Regions from separate parts of the Mus musculus genome. Here region 1 is linked to region 2. The links are chromatin loops, found by intact Hi-C in ENCODE. Cell type or tissue: gastrocnemius. All regions are shown on one strand. Links, peaks and the distances in the headings refer to the core of each region. The heading gives the core; the rest is flanking DNA.

Region 1 (10,618 bases), core at 1,761-9,760, 160 kb after region 2:
GCCTGAGGATGGCTCCCTCCTCCTGTAGTCACCCTTCTCAGCCCTTTTGTCAGCAGAGCCTCCATGTTGACCCTTGGCTATGCCAGGACTGTACAGCTCAGGTTTGGGAGGAATCCTCTTCAATTTAAAGAGACTGTCCTATGCTGATGATATCCAGTCAGCCCAGATTTGTTTAGAAAGAGTCTGCTTAGCCAGTCTTCAGGACAATCAATACCACTGATATGTAACAAAAAAGGCAGTTAGTTAGCAGTATCTGAGAGAGGCCTCTCTTCCTTTCACCCCACTCTCTGGGTCTCCCTGGAACCATTTCTCACATAAATAAATGACTTGAATATACCGTTGTCATCAATTCTGCTAGGTAAGTGTACCCTCACTTACAATGTACACCACTTTAACACCATTATTCAGAGCCAGGCTAGAGATGGAAATTTACCTACACAGTTTAATAGGAAATCTGGTGGATTTTTAATGGGAGAAATGTAAAAAATAAAACTTTCCTGTTTGCCAGGTATGGTAACCCACACCTTTAATCCCAACACTCAAGAGGAAGAGATAGATAGATTTTGATAAGTTTGGCACTAGCCTGGTCTACATAGTTAACTCAGGGCAAAGCCATGCCTATACAGTACAACTCTGTCTTAAAAACAAACAAACAAACACCAACTTTCCTGTTCAAAACAAAGGTGACTATGTTTAATGAGGTGACAGTCCCCATCTAAAAGGTCACAGAAATCAGCTTTAGTAGAAGCCTGGCCTACTCAGAACTCCCTGCTGGCTGGTCAAAGATGCCCTGTGATGAAGTCTACGGCCATTTCCTTAGAGCCTACAGCCTTGGGCGCCTCTTATTTCCTTTTTACAGATGTTAAGGTAGGAACTTTTGCTTTCTCAAAGAGAAAGGAATTCTAATCTTCAACTAAAATACTGTACGGAAAGATCAAAAGAACTTTTTTTTTTTTAAATAATTTTTTGACTGTTTTCTTTGATAGGGGCTCACTCTGATGCCTAGGTGATCTACCTATCTCAGTCTCCACGTAGTTGGGACCACAGATGTAGATCTCTGTGCCCACATGACCTTCTGATGCTCCTTTGCCATCAGGGGGTTGGAACTAAGTACTCAATTCAAAATGTATTAAACGTTCTGGTGAACTGCTAATATTGTCATGCAAAAGTAATAATTTTTAGGTATGCAATTTACATGTTCAGCTTTATGGTTAGCTTCTTTCAGGCTGGGATTATTAAATAAGTAATCCATGCTAATTTTTCTAGCAAACTCCATCTGGGTAAATAAATACTTCTGTCAAGGCAGAGTTTCATTCCCTATATCACAATGAAGTAGAGACAGCAGCAGTTAGAAGCCAGTCCTCGCACAGCTAACAGTTTTCCCAGTGTGCCAACTACACCTGGGACGGAGGCACATACTCACCCTGACCCAGCAGGGAGTGGTGTCGCTGGTGAAGTGACAAGAGCCTGCGGTTTTTCTCTCTCTGTTTGCTTGAGGAAAGACTTCGCTTCCTTAGACGCAGCATCTACTTCCTTAGTCACCCTAGTTCAAGGAAAGAGAAACAAGCTTACAAATGGGATAAGAAACAAAAACTGGGGGGATAGAGAGATGGCTCAGCAGTTAAGAGCACTGGTTGCTCCTCTAGAGGACCCAGGTTCAGTTCCCAGCTCCCACATGGCTGCTCACCACTGTCTGTAACTGCAGCTCTAAAGGATCCACCCTTACACAAACATACATGCCAGCAATTCCAATGTACATAAAATTAATAGGTTTTTTAAAAAGGAAGCAAAAATTATAGCAAATGAAATAAATGAAAACTAGGAACATACCACTGAGTTTTCAATAAATTCTGGCCACTGAGTCTTATGATTAAAGTTCACTCTAACAGTTCTATAAATAGGCATTTTCCCAGACTGATACTAACAAACAAAACAACAAATGTAGTTCAATGTTCACCTTCAAATCTCCCATTCCACCTGCCAGCATGAAGACTCCCTCCACACACACCCCACCCCCGTCTCAGGTCACTTGGTTACTAACACGGATCTACAGAGACCCTGCCTGCACTCTCTGCCTGCACTCTTCCTCACTACCCAGATCAGCACTGACTCAGACGGCCAATGAACAGTGAGGTGGAGATGGGACACAGGGACAAAAGCACTGCCATCGTTTCATGAAGAAAGGCAAACAAATGGAAATACCCCACGGAAGCTCCTTCCTGCCCTGCACCTAAAACACCAAGACAAAAAACGCACTTTCTTTAAACTGGGCAAAGTAGAACTGCCTAGGGAGTGTCAGAATGTGAAACAATCCTACCTCAATTCAAACTGAAAGCACTGCATCCCACAAAAAGTTCAAAAGAAAGAAAGAAACAAACAAACAAACTTAAGGTGCCCCATATTCCAGGTAAAGAGGAGAAATATGTGATGCCTGTTTTGACATGCCAGAGCAACAAAAACATTTGAGGAATTTTCCTTAAATTCCAATCTACCAGTAGGCAGATCCAAAACTACAGTTAATGTATTATAAATATGCAACCAAAGATTAGCCAAAAATGATAGAATAAATCCTATAAAATCCATCTGTGAGAGTATACCAGTCTCTACCACCTTCAAGGATACATTTCCTAACAAAGGCTACCTCTCTGCTGTACTTAATACTGTGTGTTCTGTAAGTGGCACAAAGTTAAGTGTGGAGCCAAGCTGAGACAAACCAAAGTCCAGCTACAGCGGAGACACACCAGCAACAGTGGAGACATACCAGCAACAGCCCAATGCTTACCTACAGCTGCTTATAGCTGATACTGGGAAGGTTTGCCTACAGCACTGTCATCCTGACAAGAAGCTCATTTACATCCCTAAGGATTAAAACTGAAATCTAAGCAGTTACTCGACTTATTCAACTCTCCGGAGTCTACACAGCAACGCTAGTGAAAATTCTGCCAACAGATTGTGTTTATTTTCCAAACAGGCTGTCACACATTTCCTGTCCCATGTGCTCCTCCAGAGCATCAAGCAAATTCCTTCAAACTGGATGGGGTTTTATGACTGTCACCTAAGAGAGTTCTGTGCAAGTGGCTGTAAAGTGACTCTGTACTCCAGGCCTGCAGCCTTTCTTCCCTGAGAATGTATCTTTAGAACTCCATCCACTAGACAGCACAGATCGCATGGAAAGGCACAGACCTGGAATTCTGAGGAACCACTCCTAGCATAAAGGTATCTGAGTTCTTAAGCATCAGGACAAGAAGGAAGTGCTGTTTAAGATGGTCCCAACACTGGCTAAAGGGAACAAGAGAGGCTGAGCAACTGCCTAGCTGGACCTAGAGGCCTCTGGAACCGTGAGAAACTGCAATAGAGCAGCTAGCTGCTTCATGCAAGCTAGTAAATTTTAGGGTCATCTGTTATTCTGCTAAATCAATACCCAAAGTAAACCTGCATCAAAATCTTTGGGATTAATGCTGAACTCAAATACCAGACTCAGGATAGATCCTTTGGGCGTCCTTGTCTTGTAGAGAAGACTAGAGAGATTAATGAAGAACTAACACAGTTTTACCGTCTCCTTCCTGCAAAAGTCCTACTAACAGTGACAAATAAATTCGGCCAACTCCACAACAGTAATAAGTAGAGGAACAACAGAGAAAGACGTCCATATAACTTTGAGAAGGCAACACACCAGCTGGGCATGGTAGTACATGCCTGCGACATCTTCACACAAGGACAGTGAGCAGCAGTGCAGGAGGTCAAGGCCATCCTCAGGCAAATGAGATTCTGACTCAAAAAAAAGAGCAGCAAGTCTGGAAGTACTAACCGGCTTCCTCTGATCTCTGGAGCTTGTAGCCATGTGGAATGGATGACAACAAGAAAGCTGATTTGTTTTACAGAACCCTAGAAAGGCTAATTAAATTTAATGATCAAAGGTGGAAGAGAGGAGGCAGGCAGCCACAACCAGCTCAAAGTCTGCATTAGGAACAACAAAGCCTTTCTTACATCAAAACATGGGCCGTGTCCCACCACTGCTGATCCTGAGGGATCCAGTACATTCAGAGAAAATGAGTTCCAAAGGAGGACAGGCATGATGAATAAAGCCCCATCCTGAAACTAAAGGAATTAAGTGCAAAACCACCTTTACAGGCTGTATATGCCAGAGGGCTGAGGGACAAGGCCAAGTGCTAACCAACCCATAGTGTTCATAGTACTACCAAGGAATAGACACTTGACTGCCTGCTACTGAGGAACAGCTGTTGCCCAACTATAGTACAGCCTAGTCTAAATTCAAATAATACACACTTCAGGAAAAGGGAAAAATATAACAATAAAAAGCCTAGAATTGAAGGATGAGCTTCAGCAGAGAGCCACACAATACCTGACTGACACAGCAAATTTCAAAGGGTCACTATCACAGCTGAACTTTAAGAATGCCAGGATATGAACAACAAGTGGCCCAAGTAACAAAGGGAAGAAAGCAGCAAGCATGAACTTAGGTTTGCCTTTGTTACTCTTGTTTTATAGCAGGGCTGACAAGACTCAAGACTGATAGACGCGTAGGTAAACAAGTTCTGGAAAGCACTCCAGATGCAACGGGACACATGAAGAAACACGATATGGCTTCTGCCACTAGAAACTCAGAGTCCAGAAACACAGCAACAACAAAAGCAACACGACAATCCATGACACACACCAATTGGGAATGCCGTTCTTAATCTCCCTGCCAGTGTCTACAGCACCAACCGGGAAACACTGTGTAGCCTGAGGTACTTCTTAAGGACCCTGATAGCTGACACAAAGAAACAGCAGACTGCTCTCTGCTGGTCACATCCCCAGAGCAACTCCATTCTTTCTGCTATTTTGTTTTCCAAGACAGGCTCTCAAAGAGAGCTCCAAGTTGGCCCGCTCCTGTGCTCAGCCTCCCCTGGGGCCAGAAAGTAACTTCACTTTTAGGAAGCAGTAAAGGATTTAGCTATCACAGTACTTTTAAATAAGAGAATGGTTCTTATCATCATCTCATGCATGAGAGGGACTCCTGATAGGAAAAGGCTATTATTAGCAATAATTAATCCACCTGTTTTTCTATAGAAATTCCATTTTAACTTCATTTTCACTCACTCAACTTCCTGAAAAGTCTTTATTTGGATGGAACTTCCCCATGACTGAAGTTTTCCAAAAGGTGAATCATTTAGGAAAATCTGAGCTCACAGGGTCAGCTGGCTGTGCCAGAGAAAAGGGTAAGAGTGGTCATCTTCCTCCCTTCCCCAAGGCTGAAAGAATTACATAGCTCTCGCTGAGGAAAGACAAACAAAACATGACAACAAAGTCAGAGAAACTAGACGACTAACTTCAAGCTCACATTCCCTCATTCTCACACTTAGAAACTTCTCCCATTAGCTCTCTCATACTTCTTAAAGATGCAGTGATGACAAAAAAGGAAAGAAACAAAGATGTCAAGAAATTAAAAGATATGCTCAAAGACAAACACCAAGTTTGTGCCTGGGTAGTCAAAGTTCAAATCTCCTAAGATCCTTCAAGAAAGTTCTTTATGGTATTTTAAATAATGTGCTTTTTTAAAAAAAGTCTTGCCAATAGCCTGGCAGTGGTGGCACACATCTTTACTTCTGGTGCTTGGGAGACAGAGGAAGGTGGATCTGAGTTTGAGGCCAGCCTAAAAAAATCTTGTCTCAAAAAAACCAAATGAACAAAGTCTGGCCAACACAGCAACTATTAACAGGTTTAAATATATATACTATGTATAACATATGTAACATATAATATAACGGTTGTATATAACAATTAGACATGCATGCTCCAGGTTGGCTTTGATCGGCCTGCTTCCTCTTCCCAAGGGCTCGTGTACAGGAGTGGACCGCCACCACGGGCCTTAGCAAGCTTTTCTAGTCTTCTTGTTTGTTCCTTTGTTTGTTTTTAAGATTTATTTATTTTATGTATATCAGTACACTGTAGCTGTCTTCAGACACACCAGAAAAGGGCACTGGATCCCATTACAGACGTCTGTGAGCCACTATGTGGCTGGGAATTGAAGTCAGGACCTCTGGAAGAGCAGTCAGTGCTCTTAAACGCTGAGCCATCTCTCCAGCCTGCTTTTGTATTCTTTATGGGGAAGGAGTTTGAGAAGACACTCACTTGTTCTGTTACAAATCTCAATAATATATAATGTTTTTAAATGACTATGTTTTACTAAGAACTATAAACAAGATGCATGTGTTGAGTGTGTACTTAATGAAAAGAAAGTGCTTTTATCCTGTTTTATTTGACAGATGGTGCTGCCCTCTTCTGACAAACTGTACACATGCAGGCTCCCTGAGTACTTCAATATTTACAAAAGTGGAGAGAGAGAGCACGCCTTTGATCCCAGGACTCAGGAGGCAAAGAGGCAGGTGGACCTCTGAGTGAGGTCAGCCTGATCTACAGAGTGAGTTCTAGGACAGCCAGGGCTACAGACAAACCCTGTCTCAAAAAGCAAACAAAAAAGTCAAGAGTAGTATCACATGAATGTAATCCCTACACCTGGGAAGCAACAGGCCAGACTCAGTTCAGTGTCAGCCTGGGCTACATTAGATTCTATCTCAAAAAAGAAAAATAATCAAGCCAGGCGTGGTGGTGCACACCTTTAGTCCCAGCACTCGGGAGGCAGAGGCAGGCGGATTTCTGAGTTCAAGGCCAGCCTGGTCTACAGAGTGAGTTCCAGGACAGCCAGGGCTACACAGAGAAACCCTGTCTTGAAAAATCAAAAAAAAGAAGAAGAAGAAGAAAGGAGAAGGAGAAGGAGGAGAAGGAGAAGGAGAAGGAGAAGGAGAAGGAGAAGGAGAAGGAGAAGGAGAAGGAGAAGGAGAAGGAGAAGGAGAAGGAGAAGGAGAAGGAGAAGGAGAAGGAGAAGGAGAAGGAGAAGGAGAAGGAGAAGGAGAAGAAAGAAAGAAAGAAAGAAAGAAAGAAAGAAAGAAAGAAAGAAAGAAAGAAAGAAAATCAGGGACATGTTAAATGTTAACATTTATAAACAAATTTATGAAATTCATAATTTCATGAGAAATTTACTGATTTCTCAAAGCAACAGTAATCCAGCTGATTTTGTTCTTTATTAAGACCGTCCTGTAGATCTCTACATGTGCGAAGTGATCTAAGCCAACACAGGCTTTGCGACAGTCTCACCTTGTTGTCCTAGATGGAACTTGCTCTATGGACTTGGCCGGTCCTCAACTCTGCCTCTAAATGTCTTGGCTTTTAACTTGTATTTTCTGTGGTATGTTAATACACTCTACATTTTCATATAGGCATTTAATGTGATTTGACTAAGTTTATCCCCACTTCCTCTCTTCTAGACACTCTCTTACCACCGCTCTATCATATCCACTCCCAACTTCCTTGTGTATTTATTTTTTCTTTCTTAAAACCCAGAGAGCCCACTCAGTGCTGCTAATGTAAGCCCGGGTATAGGGAACCTACTGAAACATAGGTAGTCTTTCAGGGGCCACATCCTTAAAGAAAACTGGCCCTGCCTCTCTCAGCAGCCATCAATGGCCAGCAGCTTCTTAGTTAGTTCAACTCTGTGACCCACTTCCCACACTGGGACTCTGACTGGATGGTCCTGTGCAGGTTGTGTGCATGCTGTCACAGCTGCTGCGCTTTCTCATGTGCAAATGCCCTGCCATGTCCAAAAAAGTTTTGCTTCATTCCTTTTCTTTTTCTTTTTTGGTTTATTGAGACGGTTTTTTGCATAATCCTAGCTGTCCTGAAACTCACTCTGTACCCCATGCTGGCCTCAAACTCACAAAGATCTGCCTGCCTCTGCCATCCAAATGCTAAGATTAAAGGCACACAACACAGCCTCTGGGACCCATTGCTAAACATTGATGGTCTTCTGTTAATGTTCTGTAGTTCCGTATTGGATAGCTGTAGTATGATTTTTGAAAGGCAAAATCCATTACTAATTCATATCATCAATAATTATGTGACAGATCTCAAAGTGACTAATTACCGGGAGTGCCTTACAATGGGGAGTTCTGACAGATGCTGCCCATGTTCTTCAGCTCAACACTAATGCTGGGATACTGAATAGCTAGTGCTGCCAGCGCAGTTTTGTTTAATGCAGTGGTTCTCAACCTGTGGGTCACAACCCCTGGGGGTGGAAGGTGGAGTCAACAACCCTTTCACAGGGTCACATACCAGGTATCCTGCATATCAAATATTTATGTTACAGTTCATAACAGTAGCAACATTAGTTATGAAGTAGCAATGGTTAGGGTCTCACCAACATGAGGAGCTATATTCCTAATGTCACGGCATCAGGAAGGCGGAGAACTTCTAATCTAAGGTGATTAATTGGAAACTAAACATGCCAGGCAAGCAATAATCTAAATTGATTCTCCAATACAAATGGTCTGCCCCCTGAAAACACCAAATGCATTATTTAATCTTGAACTGGGTCCTGATTGCGTGAGAACAACTAGAAAGACTATCAATGGGATAACTGGGGCCTAAAAGGCTGTAACATAATCATACATAGATCTACTCAAAATACGGCCTTCAAACTATCTGTTAAACAAAAGCCACCTGTTATTGACTTAAGACAGGAGGTACAGTAACTATGAGCATCAGGACATCAGTTGGACAGGTCACATTATTCACACTTAGCCATTATAATCACTGCATTAAAAAGGACAGTCCAACTGTCAAGGTGAATCATTTATATCAAGATTTGCCAAGATGGCTCAGTAGGTAAAGGTTGCCAAACCTGGCAAACTGAGTTGACTCCTGAGGACCCCGTGGAGGAAAGAGAAGCAACTGTCACAAGCTGTCCTCTGGCCTTCATACACACGCTGTGACAGGCATGCCCACACCTTCACATAAGGACAGGCAGAACACTGAACATGGATGAACCTGAGTGAGAGTGTCCACCATGTGGGCATTCACTGTAATCCTGTTCTTACAACACTGCTCTAAAGATACCTCAAAAAAGAAAATGTTTTTAGAAAAATTTTCAAATGAGTGACTTTGGTATTGGAGAGATGACTCCGAAGCTACAAGCTCCGAATGTTCATCCAGAGGACCTGGGTTCTATCCCCAGCACCTGCACGGTGGCTCAGAACTGCTGTGACTGCAGTTCCAGGGGCTCTGACACCTTCAGGCACCAAGTGTGTATACGGCACACAGACATACACCCAGACAAAAGGCCCACACACATAAAATAATTAAATATAAGTGTTGCTGGGCGGGGGAGCTTATGCACATAGTCTCAGCACTTAGGAGGCTGAGCAGATAGATTATCACAACTTCATCCACTTTAGGATACATAGAAAGTTCCCAGAACAGTCTGGGCTACACCGAGACCCAGTCTAAACAAAGTTTAAGAGTTGTGTTCCGGGGCTATAGAGATGGTCACTGGGTAAGAACACTGACTGCTCTTCCGAAGGTCCTGAGTTCAAATCCCAGCAACCACATGGTGGCTCACAACCACCCTTAATGAGATCTGATGCTCTCTTCTGATCTGTCTGAAGTCAGCTACCGTGTACTTATGTATAATAATAAAATAAATCTTAAAAAAAAAAAAAAAAGAGTTGTGCTCCATACTATTTATAAAACCAAAAATACAAAACTTCAATTTTTCAAAAGTCTGCCCTGTATTTTCACTGGACAAAAATAGGCAACACTGTGTATTAGTGGATTATATTCTATGGATCAACCAATACAGAGAAAGGAGCTTCAGTTGAGGAAATGCCTCCATGAGATCCAACTGTAAGGCATTTTCTCAATTAGTGATCAAGGGGGGAGGGCCCCTTGTGGGTGGGACCATCCCTGGGCTGGTAGTCTTGGGTTCTATAGGAGAGCAGGCTGAGCAAGCCAGGGGAAGCAAGCAGGTAAGTAACATCCCTCCATGGCCTCTGCATCAGCTCCTGCTTTCTGACCTGCTTGAGTTCCAGTCCTGACTTCCTTGGTGATGAACAACAGTATGGAAGTGTAAGCCAAATAAACCCTTTCCTCCCCAACTTGCTTCGTGGTCATGATGTTTGTGCAGGAATAGAAACCCTGACTAAGACAGTTATATACTGACTCCGTGTCATTTTATATATGGGACATGAGAATTTGAGGACTCCAGCATCATCGAGGGGTTCTATGATCTTACCACACACAGAGAGGGAAGAATACAACAACTGGGAAACAGGTGCTGCTTTTGAAAGCAATAAACCCAGAGGAAACTGTATTATCAGACCACATCTAAATCTAACCTGTTACTGTCAAAGAAAATAAACTTATAAAATTATTGCTTGAATTCTGTTCTCAGTGCCTCTAAATTATAGCACTACAGCTTTTATATTATAGTTTTAAATAAGTGAGGGGTCTGAGAATTCTAGGCATGTGGTTCTTACTTAAAACAGCCAAAATAACTCCCCCCAAAATAAACCAATCAAACAAAATACCAACAAGCTGGTCTTAGCGGCACACGCCTTTAATCCCAGCACTCAGGAGGCAGAGGCAGGTGGATCTCTGTGACTTTGAGGCCAGCCTGGTCTACATAGTGAACTCTAGGATAGCAAGGGCTACATACCTCTAAACAAAGCATCCAGGAGCCTGAATGACTCAGAAGCCTCTAAAATAAGCTGCTTTTATAAAC
Region 2 (10,618 bases), core at 1,712-9,711:
ACCACCACTGCCCGGCTGGCATTTTCTTAATGTCTAGTTTCCGCAAGAGTCTCAGTCCACTGTGGGTGGCGCTCTCCCTAGGTGAGTCAAAGCTGTAGAAAGAGACGCAGCAAGCCAGAGGGAGTACAAGCCACTAGACTTGTAGTTTCTGCTGCTCTTCCTACCTCCAGGTTCCACCATAAGCTCCTGCTCTGACTTCCCTCAATGGTAGGTTGTGAACAGGCAGTATAATCGAGATAAACCTCAAGTGCGTTTGGTTGTGGCATTTATCAAAACAGTGGAAAAAGAACATGTTGCTATGTAGTCTCCCTCACACACTCGCTCCAGAACTTCACCCAGAACCCAGAGAGCATTAAAAAGCCATACCCTCTCTCAGAAAACATCCTTCCCCTTTACACGTGGCTAATGAGGGTGTCAACGCCATCTGGGTACATATCCTCTTCCCTGTGTCTGACCTGTCCCAAATATACAGGCTAAACTACCACCATCTAACCAGAGTCCCTTAGCATCAGCATCACTGTGACTTTTGACTTAACACACACACACACACACACACACACACACACACACACACACACACACGTCTGCTCGATAGAGTTCTATTCATGTCTCAACCGAGGAAGTTCCTGTTCAACCCAGGTACAGTCAGGCCAGGCTCCATTGCTATGTCTAGTACGGAGTCCCACTGGTCCAGTCAGACTACTGGCATCAGAAACAATAGGGGAAAGGACCTGTTGAGACCATATGATGACCTGCTTAAAGGAGATAACCACAAACAACGGAGTTTCCAAGAAGCCTATACTCCTTAAATCTAGCTAGTTAACACTGCACAAGTGTATGAATCTGCATCCAGACAGCAGGAGCAAGCTGCCCCTGCTATACCTTTCATAAACCAGGGAAGCTCCCTCTCCAAATGTTAGATAAAGTTTCCCGAACTTAGGACCCAAGGTTCTCTCACTTCCGCTTGTTAAACACAGCTTTCAAGGTCTTTAATATTCGAGAGCTTTCTAATCTAAAAGGCTCCAACTGCAAGAGGAATGATGACTGGCCGGTCCTGTCTGTATGTGGCTGCAGCAACTGCTTGAGCCAGGCACTTCCCAGGAAATCCCAGTGCTCTCTCACAGTCACCCAGTCCTTGTCTAAAAGGACAAACTCAACTTTCCATCTGAGGGCTCTTGCCTGTCAGCCTGTCAACCAGGATGCCCAAAATGCTGGGCTACAATCCTCTCCTGGGACCATGTCCAGTCTACACAGTAGAGCTGCATTGAAAGTAACAACGTCCCTCTCACTGTGAGAGCAGACCAGCTCCACCGGAGGATGTCACACTCAGCCGCTCAGCTGTGATAGGGGCCAAAATTACATCCCTTATTGATAGTGCCTTTTTCCACCATCACTCTCCTTTCCTGTCTCGCCCAGTCCCCAGACTATCTCACTGGTTCTTGATAGCAGGCTCCAAGGAACCCACTTTACCCCCTTGTGGCCTATGTGATCTCTATGATAAATATCTTTTCTTCCATTTTTCTGGTCCTTGCTGAGTCTCCCAAAGGCAAGTTGTAGAGTTGAGGCTTTCTGAAACTCCAGAGTCTCTCATGACACTCCAACACCCGGTCTGTCCTGAATGATGGCCCAGAGCAGTCTAGGTCCTCAAAGGCCCTTCCTGTCACCTCTTTGGTGGACCCTGTACTTCACTCAGTAAGTACTTGCCCAAAGTCTGGAATACCTTCATTTCTGGACACTGACTGAAACCACCCCTGTCACACTGTCCTGGAGAATCCTAAAATTTTCTTTGAAGGCCTCATTATTCTTTAAAGCCCGAAGTACCAAAAGACTTTCAGCCTCCCATTGCTAAAGTCTTTCCTGCTGGGCTGTTTAGTACACTACAGTTGTTGGGTAGATCTCATAAGGTGGTCCAGGGCCTGAGGGCCACAGGGAAAGCTGTGGTCCTGACGCATCCCAGACCCTTCCACCTTTACATGCTTTCTCTTGAGTTCCCATTCATGCAAACTTTCAGTACCTGTTTGCCTCTTACGGAAGAACTCCCCTATCTAGTTACACAGCAGCTTACCTGGACCATGGGCTGCAGGGCTGCTTGCACCTTCCTTTTAGACAGGCCTGTCTTCCCTATACACCCCACCCCCCAGTAGTCTTTCAGTATACACATAACTCCAGCCAGACTCATGTCAGCTTGAGGCACTGGCCAAGCCTTAAAAACTTGCCTCAAGGAGGCTGGAGAGATGGCACTGGCTGCTCTTCCAGAGATCCTCAGTTCAATTCCCAGCATCATCTGTAATGGGATCTGATGCCCTCTTCTGGTGTGTCTGAAGATAGCTACAATGTACTCATAGACATAAAGAAGTAAACCTAAAAAAACAAAAACAAAAACAAAAACTTGCCTCAAAAATGGGTGTGGTGGGCACACCTTTAAATCTCAGCACTTGGGAGGCAGAGGCAGGTAGATCTCTGCAAGGCTAGTCTGGTCTACATAGTGAGACCCTGTCTCAAAATGTGTATATATATTTTTATTTTCCATATGTAGGACATATATATATATATATATATATATATATATATATATATATATACACACACACACATATATATCCTATATATGAGATACATCTAAATGAACCATATTAAATCAAGTGGTTTTTTTTTTAAATACCAAACTATATACACAGCACAGTCTCTTTTTAAAAGATGAATGTCAAGTAAGAGAATGAGAATAATACACAGCCAGAGACTGGGAAGACATGATTCATCTAAAGTAAACTTGAAGACGGTGTTTTCAGACAGAAGACTGGCAGATTGCGGGGTCAATTCAGAAGACATTTACAAGCCTGCAGAGTTCAACAAGAAGGAAGCCGACTCAGGGGCAGCAAATCCCAAGGACATGGGAGAGTGCAACACTCTACCAAACACTGATACAATTACACAAAAATTCACTGAGGAATACAGGTACCCTGTTCTTATGGAGGTCAGCGATTTTCAAACCTGTGCACGAATCACACACACCTAAAATGCTAAGTCAGGGCTGGAGAGGTGGCGGTGAGAACATTTGCTGCTCTTATCGAGGACCCTGGTTCTCAGCACACGTGTCAGGTGGCTCACAAGCACGTTTAACTGCAGCTCCAAGGGTTCAGTTCCTCCTTCTGGACTCTGAGGGCTCCTGCACTCACATGTGCACGCACACATACACATGATTTAAAAAAGAACAACCAAAAGGACTTGAGAGGTGATGCTTAGTCCCATCCCCTGTTGCCTCTGAGTCTGGAGGCCAGGGCTGGGCCTGGGAGCCTGGAGAGCTTGCGTTGCTCGTGAGCCCCAGCTGCTGCAGCAGCAGTTTTTGCAGGGCCCCTACCCATAACCAACCCCACTGCTTTCCAGGACACTGGTTTGGAGTAGACTTTATAGGCAGGAGATTGCAATGGAGTGGAGAAGACCTGCTGCCCATGCTATATACAAGAGGGAGTGTCCAGGACTGGCCATAGTGAAGGACAGCCCGGACAAATGGGAGGTGCCATGGAGTTTTGTTGACACAAGGTCTTACTGTGACACTGAGACTGACCTTGAAGTCGCCATACCTTTGCATGTATTTCCCAAGTGCACATTTTGTTGTTTTTGTTTTGGGGATTTGTTGTTGTTTTTAAGAGTCAAGGTCTTAATGTACAGCCCTGGCTTGGCCTGGAGCTCATTATGTTAACCTGGCTGGCCTTGAACTCACAGAGATCCACCTGTTTCTACCTCCCAAGTACTGGGGGGATTAAAGGCATCCGGTGTGATCGAATATCCTGCAATATCCTGCAACATCACTACGACAGCTGGGAACTAAGACACAGACGCAGAGCTGGTGTGCATGTCCTTGGGTGTCTGGGGAAGGGGCGTGGCCTCTGATAGGGAAAAGGGGTACACTTTCAACTACTCTGAAGGCTTGAGGCTTCAGGCTACATCAACCCAGAATTTTACACCACTGAGTCTGGATCCTGGCTTGGGTGTGGTAATCTAAGCATTCGGAGGGAAGACCACTCAGGAATTTGCTCTTTCCTACGACTTGTGTGCTCCTGAGATCAAATTCAGGTTGTCAGGCCCCTGCAAACACATCTATGCTCTCACCCCCGCCACACACACACTTCATTCCTAATTTTAAAAAAATTTATGTGTAGGGGGTGTGTGGACTGCAAGTAAGTCTGTGCCCCTTTTGCATGCAGTACCCTTGCACGTCAGAAGAGGGCGCCAGAGCCCCTGGAACTGAAGTTACAGATGGTTGTAAGCTGACATGTGGGCACCAAGAACCTGACCCTGGGTCCTCTTTAAGAGCAATTGAGGCAGGAAGCCATTCTGAGTTCTACGACAGAGATCCTGTCTGAAAAACAAAGCAAACAAAATAAAACCTATCATGATTCAGCAGTGGAAAGATCCGACGAGCTCAGCGCCACCTTAAGCTACCAACACTTCCCCCACAAAAAGGGAGGGCACCTGGAGCCACATACACAGTCAGCCATGCAAGCCCCGAGTCCCGCCTTACCGTAGTCTTGAGTAGTTTTGCTCCAGAGACTCGCAGCCATGGTGGTTGAAGTTTTGAAGGAAGTAGCCTGAGACCTGCAGGAAACTTACCAGGGAAATCTTAAGCTCCAGGCTGGAGAAGGGAGGGAGGGAACAGAAACCCAGGCAGGCAAAGAGAAACAAAGTAGGTTTCAACATGGTCGGGGGTTTGAGTCTGAGAGACCAGGGTCCTTGAGTTCTCACAAACTAATTGCTGTACACTGACGGCAGAGGAGGGAGGTGGGACCTTGCCCAAGACCAGGCCCTTCAGCTGTATTCTCTTTAAAAGAATGGCCAGCGGAAGGCTCTCTGCCACCCACAAAACACAGCTAGCTCCACCTCCTGCAGTACTTGTACAGGAGCCGCTGTTGTAACATCGTACCCTGGGTGAACGCAGGCGCTTCCTGGATAAGGCTTGACTGCTGGGTTTATATATTTTCAGCTGGTAGAAAGCAAGGTCACCTGAGTGGGGATGAGAGCGAGGCCTGATTAACATGGGCTGACTGGAAACAGGCAGGCCAGTCACAGCAGCCCCTAATTGGCTTGTTTGGTTTTTGTTTTGTTTTGTTTTGTTTTGTTTTTGAGACGGGATCTCTCTCTAGCCCTGGCTGTCCTGGAACTTACTATTTAGACCAGGCTGATCTCGAACATACAAAATTCCACCTGCCTCTCAAGTGCTGGGATTACAGGTGTGCACATGGTAGCCGGTATTTTTTTCCCTAGTTGTTATGTATATTTGGATGAATTTGGGAATATGAGTCTGTTTTTTCTTTTCCTTGAGTTTTTTTTCTGGTTTGAGACAGGTTCATGTTGTAACTCCAGCCTACATACCCCAGGCTGGCCTTGACTTCAGAATAGGGCACCACGTCTCCTGGAACCAGAATTACAGACAGTTGTGAGTCCCCATGTGGGTGCTCAGGTCTGGTGGAAGGGCACAGTGCTCTGAGCCATCTCTCCAGCCCCAGATTACCCTTGAACTCAGGGTAATCTGGGCTCAACTAAACCCCACTCCCCTCACCCTTCTCAGCCTCTGTAGTGCTGGGATTCCATACATGAGACACCACAACCACCCCAACTCTGCCTTCCAAGTGTAAGTTTTGTAATAGTTAAGTACAGAGCAAGTGTATTTGATGAGAAGTTATCAGGTAAATAGAGATAGATGTGTTAGAGATACAACTTATACTCAGGGTCAAAGAACTCTCTTGCAAACTATCAAATTCATAATTTCAAAATAAAATTCAAATGGTTTAATGTTGAAATGATGATATTAGAGTATATTGGAGTAAATACATTTTTAAAATTAGGTCGCCTATTTATTTTTTTTTTTCCTTTTGGTTTTTTCCAGACAGGGTTTCTCTGTGTAGCCCTGGCTGTCTTGGAACTCACTTTGTAGACCAGGCTGGCCTCGAACTCAGAAATCCACCTGCCTCTGCCTCCCCAGTGCTGGGATTAAAGGCATTCACCACCACCGCCCTGCAGGTCACCTATTTTTTGATAAAGTACAGAACTGGGTTAGAAAATGACTGCAGTTTTAATACTGACCACCAGGTGGCAACCCTATCTCAGAACTGCTATGTTCAGCCTCCGCCAGAAGGACCTTGCCTGGAGAGAAATGGACCTAGGTTTGTGTTTGCTGTTCTGGTTTTATATTAATTACACCTTACACCTGGCCTGGTTGTGATCTTTGAGGTGCCTTATTTCAAGTCTTGCTTCTTCTCTGCTTGGCCTTTCACCTTTTGTTTTACTTTTCACAAATTCCACCCCAAACCAAGGCTGTTTCATGTCCTGAGTGACTAAGTTGTCCTGGCAGCCTTCGCCTCAACGCCATACCATCAAAACATCTAATATTCTACAGGGAAGAGAAAAAGTATTGTGAAGAACTTTGAGAAATGCAGAAAGGATCCCAGCCATGCTTACCAGCAGGCTGGGCTAGTATAACTCTGGCTGCCTCACCCAGAACGACCCAGAGACAATGGAGAGGAAGCCGATTTGAACCAGGAGCTGTGGTCAGGGCTGTGGCCAGTGGCTGAGGCTGAGGCTGGGCTGTGGGAAGATCAAATGGGAAGGAAAGGGCCTGAACCTGCTGTTTCTCCTCACTCTGACACCTTGGGTAGGAGGTGCCGGCCCCAGGCCCACCTCAAACAGCTTCTTCGTCCTCAGAATACGGGGGTCAGGTGCAAGTGAGGAGCCAGGGACAATGGGAAGGACACCCCCTGATTCCCATCCTGTTCCTCCAAGTCTCCTCTGGATGTCATGAAAAGACGAAGTGTTTCCCTGGTGCTCGGGCCTGTGGGGCTCTTCCACGGGCTCACCCACCACTTCCATCTGCCTGATTCTGAGACTTGGATCCCTTCCCTCTGCTCTAGTAGAGTTATAATGAGAAAATACTTGAAAAGAAAGCCCACTCATTGGGATTACAGATTCTGTTAGAAATAGGAACATTGGTGGACGTGGGCAAGATTCAAAACAGGCAAAAATAAGCCTAGTAAACAAAAGATATTAGTGATCAAGTAATAAAAGCCATTAAAGAATCCAGTAGGGTGCTGGGAAGTGGTGGCGCACGCCTTTAATCCCAGCACTTGGGAGGCAGAGGCAGAAGGATTTCTGAGTGCGAGGCCACCCTGGTCTACAGAGTGAGTTCCAGGACAGCCAGGGCTATACAGAGAAACTCTGTCTTAAAAAAACAAAAGACAAAACAAACAAACAAACAAACAAGATCCAGATCGGAGAGAGGTGTGTGCCTTCCTTCCTCAAAGGTCCAGACTAGAATGGAGAAGCAGAAAATCTCTCACAGGTGTGCCCTGCCCTCCATTTCTACATTGTAGTTCATTCCAGATGTAGCCAAGTTGACAACCAAGAATAGCCATAATACTCTGTCCCAAACAGAAACAAAACAAAACAAAAAATCCAGGTGTCAAAACTAGAGTTATTGTCAGGGGAATGGTAGGTAGGTAGCACATGCCTATAATCCCAGCACTCAGGAGGCTGAAGCAGGAGGATTGCCATTACTCTGAGTACAGAATGGACTCCATAGTGAGTGTAGGGCCAGCCTAAGTTACAGAGTAAAATTCTGTCTCAAAACAGACAAACAACAAAAACAGTCTGTTGTGATTGCAGTAACAATAATAGGTGACCGCTCATAATAAAATCAGTGCTTCAGAGAAATTAGTGAGTTGGGTCAGGGTAAGGAATGCTCTTAGAAACAAGAGAGAGAGAGAGAGAAAATAAGACAAGTGATGTGTAAGATCAGATGCCAGCACTCAGATAACTGCAGGCCAAGTAGCCCGAGTATAAAGTTAAAGAGATATAAATCTCCATTTGAAGAAATAATGGAGGTACATTCCTCAGATTTCAGAAAAGATTCAGTTTACCCAGAGGTAAAACAGGTGGCTGGCGTCCTGTAAACCTGTAGTTCCAGTTTTCAGGGGCTGAGACAGAGTGACCCTGGGAGGCTGAGACCAGCCTGGGCAACCCAGCGAGATCCGATATCAAAAACAAAAACAAAACAAAATAAAACAACCCCGCCCAACACACATTTGAGATGGCAAATGCTCCGAGATCTCTCTCTCTCTCTCTCTCTCTCTCTCTCTCTCTCTCTCTCTCTCTCAAGGTTAACTTATTTATTATATGTAAGCACACTGTAGCTGTCTTCAGACACCCCAGAAGAGGGCATCAGATCTCATTACGGATGGTTGTGAGCCACCATGTGGTTGCTGGGAATTGAACTCAGGACCTTTGGAAGAAGCAGTCAGTGCTCTGACCCACTGAATCATCTCGCCAGCCCTCCCCACTGCTTTCTAATTCACGCTACCCCAGATGCTGCCACAGGCTGCAGGAATGGCGCTGTGGTGGGAAATCAGCGCAGTGGCTGCCTCAGGAAGAGTCCGCAGACAGACAGGGCGGCTCCGGGACTTCTGCTAGCAGCCTGTGTGCTCGCGGTAGGAGCCCTCCTCAAACTGCACATTCCTGAGCTGTGCACCCTGCTCTCCCCTGAGACGTGCACCGGAGCAAGAGGGGGAAGATTGCTCAGAGGTAACTAGCAGGGGTCGCTGGGAAACAGGAGTTAAAATCTTCAGGACCCAATTAAAAGGCAGGTATGACCCTACATGCCTGTAATCCCAGCTTTAGAGGACAGGGGGCTCCAGCGAGCTCGTCGGCCCACCATACTCTCTGAAACAGCAAATTTCAATTCACAGAGAGAAGGTCCTGTCTCAAACAAATTAAAGTGGAGAGTGTCAGAGAACGACATCAGAAAGTCTCCTTTGTTCTCTATATTCGGCATATTCTGGAAGGAGCATCCACACATCACATCACATCACATCGTCTAGAGATGAAGCTCAGCTGGTAGGATAATCCTCAGATTAATCCGCACCATCCCATAAACTGGGTGTTCAAGAGTGAATTGGGGAGAGCAATATTACATCACACGAAAGGGCAATTACGGACCAAACGTTCCTCATAGATACAAATGAAGACAAATCTTCGGCAAACCACAGCTGAGTGAATCCAATAGTACATTAAAAGGATTATATGCCCTGACCAAGCGGGATTGGTCCCAAGTGTGCAGAGGGCGATTTGACTGAGGGAATCATCAGTGTAATGTACCGAGTCATTAGACGAAAGGAGGAGAGTCACGTGACCATCTCAGTTGATGCAGAAGGGGCCTGGGACAAAATCCAACTTCATTTCATTATCAAGGCACTCAGGGAAGTGAGAGGAGGAGGAGAGAGCTTCCTTACCGTGGCAGAGGATGCCGCTATCTATCCTTTACCACCATCAGCTCAGAGAGAGATGGTATCCTACTGAGAGCCAGGTGTGGTAGCTCGTGCCTGAGATCACAGCCCTGGGGAGGCGGAGGCAGGAGGATCAGAAGTTGACGGACATCCTCAGTTACATATAGAGCTTGAGGCCAGCCTGGGCCACATGAAAATCTGTCTCAAGAAAGAAGAGAAAGGACTAGAAAGATGACCCAAAGGCTAAGACCATGGACTGACAGCTCTAGAGGATCTGGGTTTAATTCCTAGTACCCACATGTCAGCTTACACACATTTATCTATCTATGTATCTTTCTTTCTTTCTTCCTTTCTTTCTTTCTTTCTTCCTTCCTTTCTTTCTTTCTTTCTTTCTTTCTTTCTTCCTTTCTCTCTCTCTCTCTCTCTCTCTCTCTCTCTCTCTTTCTTTCTCTCTTTCTTTCTTTGGTGTGAGCAAATTTGACAGATTATAACTTTAGAAATAAAAATATATTACTCCTTCATGTTTTTTTTAAAAAATCTTATGCACATTGATGCTTTGACTGCACTTGTGTCTGGGTGAGCGTATTGAATCCCCTGGAACAGGAGTTACAGACAGTTGTGAGCTGCCATGTGGGTATTGGAATTGAACCCAGGTCCTCTGGAAGAGCAGCCAGTGCTCTTAAATCATGTCTCCAGCCCTGCTTCCATGTTTTTATTCAAGTCTTTATAATATAAAAATCTCATAAAAGAGCTAGGCTGTGGTGCATGCCTTTAATCCTGGCACTCAGAGGTAGAGGCAGGTGGATCTCTGAGTTTGAGGCTAGCCTGGTCTACAGAGCTAGTCCAGGATAGCCAGGGTGACACAGAGAAACCGTGCGTGCCTCAAAAACAAAAAACAAAAACAGTTGATGCAGAAGGGGCCTGGGACAAAATTCAACTTCATTATCAAGGTACTCAGGGAAGTGAGACTCGGAGGAGAGAGCTTCCTTACCGTGGCAGAAAATGGTATCTTTTACCATCAAAACAAAAACCAAACAACCAAACAAACCCCTAACTAAATAAAAGAATTCCTTGGGAGAAATTAAAACAAGAACAAATCTTCAGAGTGCTTGTTTCCCAAATCGGCTGGGACAGAGATTAAAAACAGCACCGGTGCACCCATCCCCTCCCGGTTCTGGGGGCTGGAAGCTCCCTAGTGAGCTCGCTGTGCTGAGATCCCTGCATCAGAAGACCGGAGGGGGCGTGTCCTCATGCTCAGCCTCTAGCCAATGGTGTTCTTTGGCTGGTCACAGCCTCACACCTCCACCTTGTCTGTGTCTCATCTCCCTCAACCTCTCTCAGGAGCC

The links. Peaks named below come from ENCODE experiments on the same cell type or tissue, not always from the same donor. Only the 100,000 strongest peaks of a DNase experiment are listed, where the experiment ranks them.
Region 1: it touches region 2 in a loop (7-fold over the local background); 23 of 42 quality-filtered maps call a loop at or near these places.

Annotation. Positions count from the first base shown.
Region 1 is chr8:111,829,447-111,840,064 of GRCm38, forward strand. It overlaps Cfdp1 (craniofacial development protein 1), which reads right to left. Exons shown (of 7, transcript NM_011801.2): 5 at 1,424-1,543. Among named protein-coding and RNA genes, the nearest start is that of Cfdp1, 20 kb to the right of the region's middle. In gastrocnemius, for the core only: CTCF peaks have their summits at 4,807 (motif pointing left) and 6,291 (motif pointing left); no DNase peak of the experiment used is centred there; H3K27ac peaks cover 4,335 bases.
Region 2 is chr8:111,672,193-111,682,810 of GRCm38, forward strand. No RefSeq gene overlaps it. Among named protein-coding and RNA genes, the nearest start is that of Mir7076, 12 kb to the right of the region's middle. In gastrocnemius, for the core only: CTCF peaks have their summits at 4,226 (motif pointing right), 6,091 (motif pointing right) and 8,650; DNase peaks (open chromatin) are centred at 4,241 and 6,085.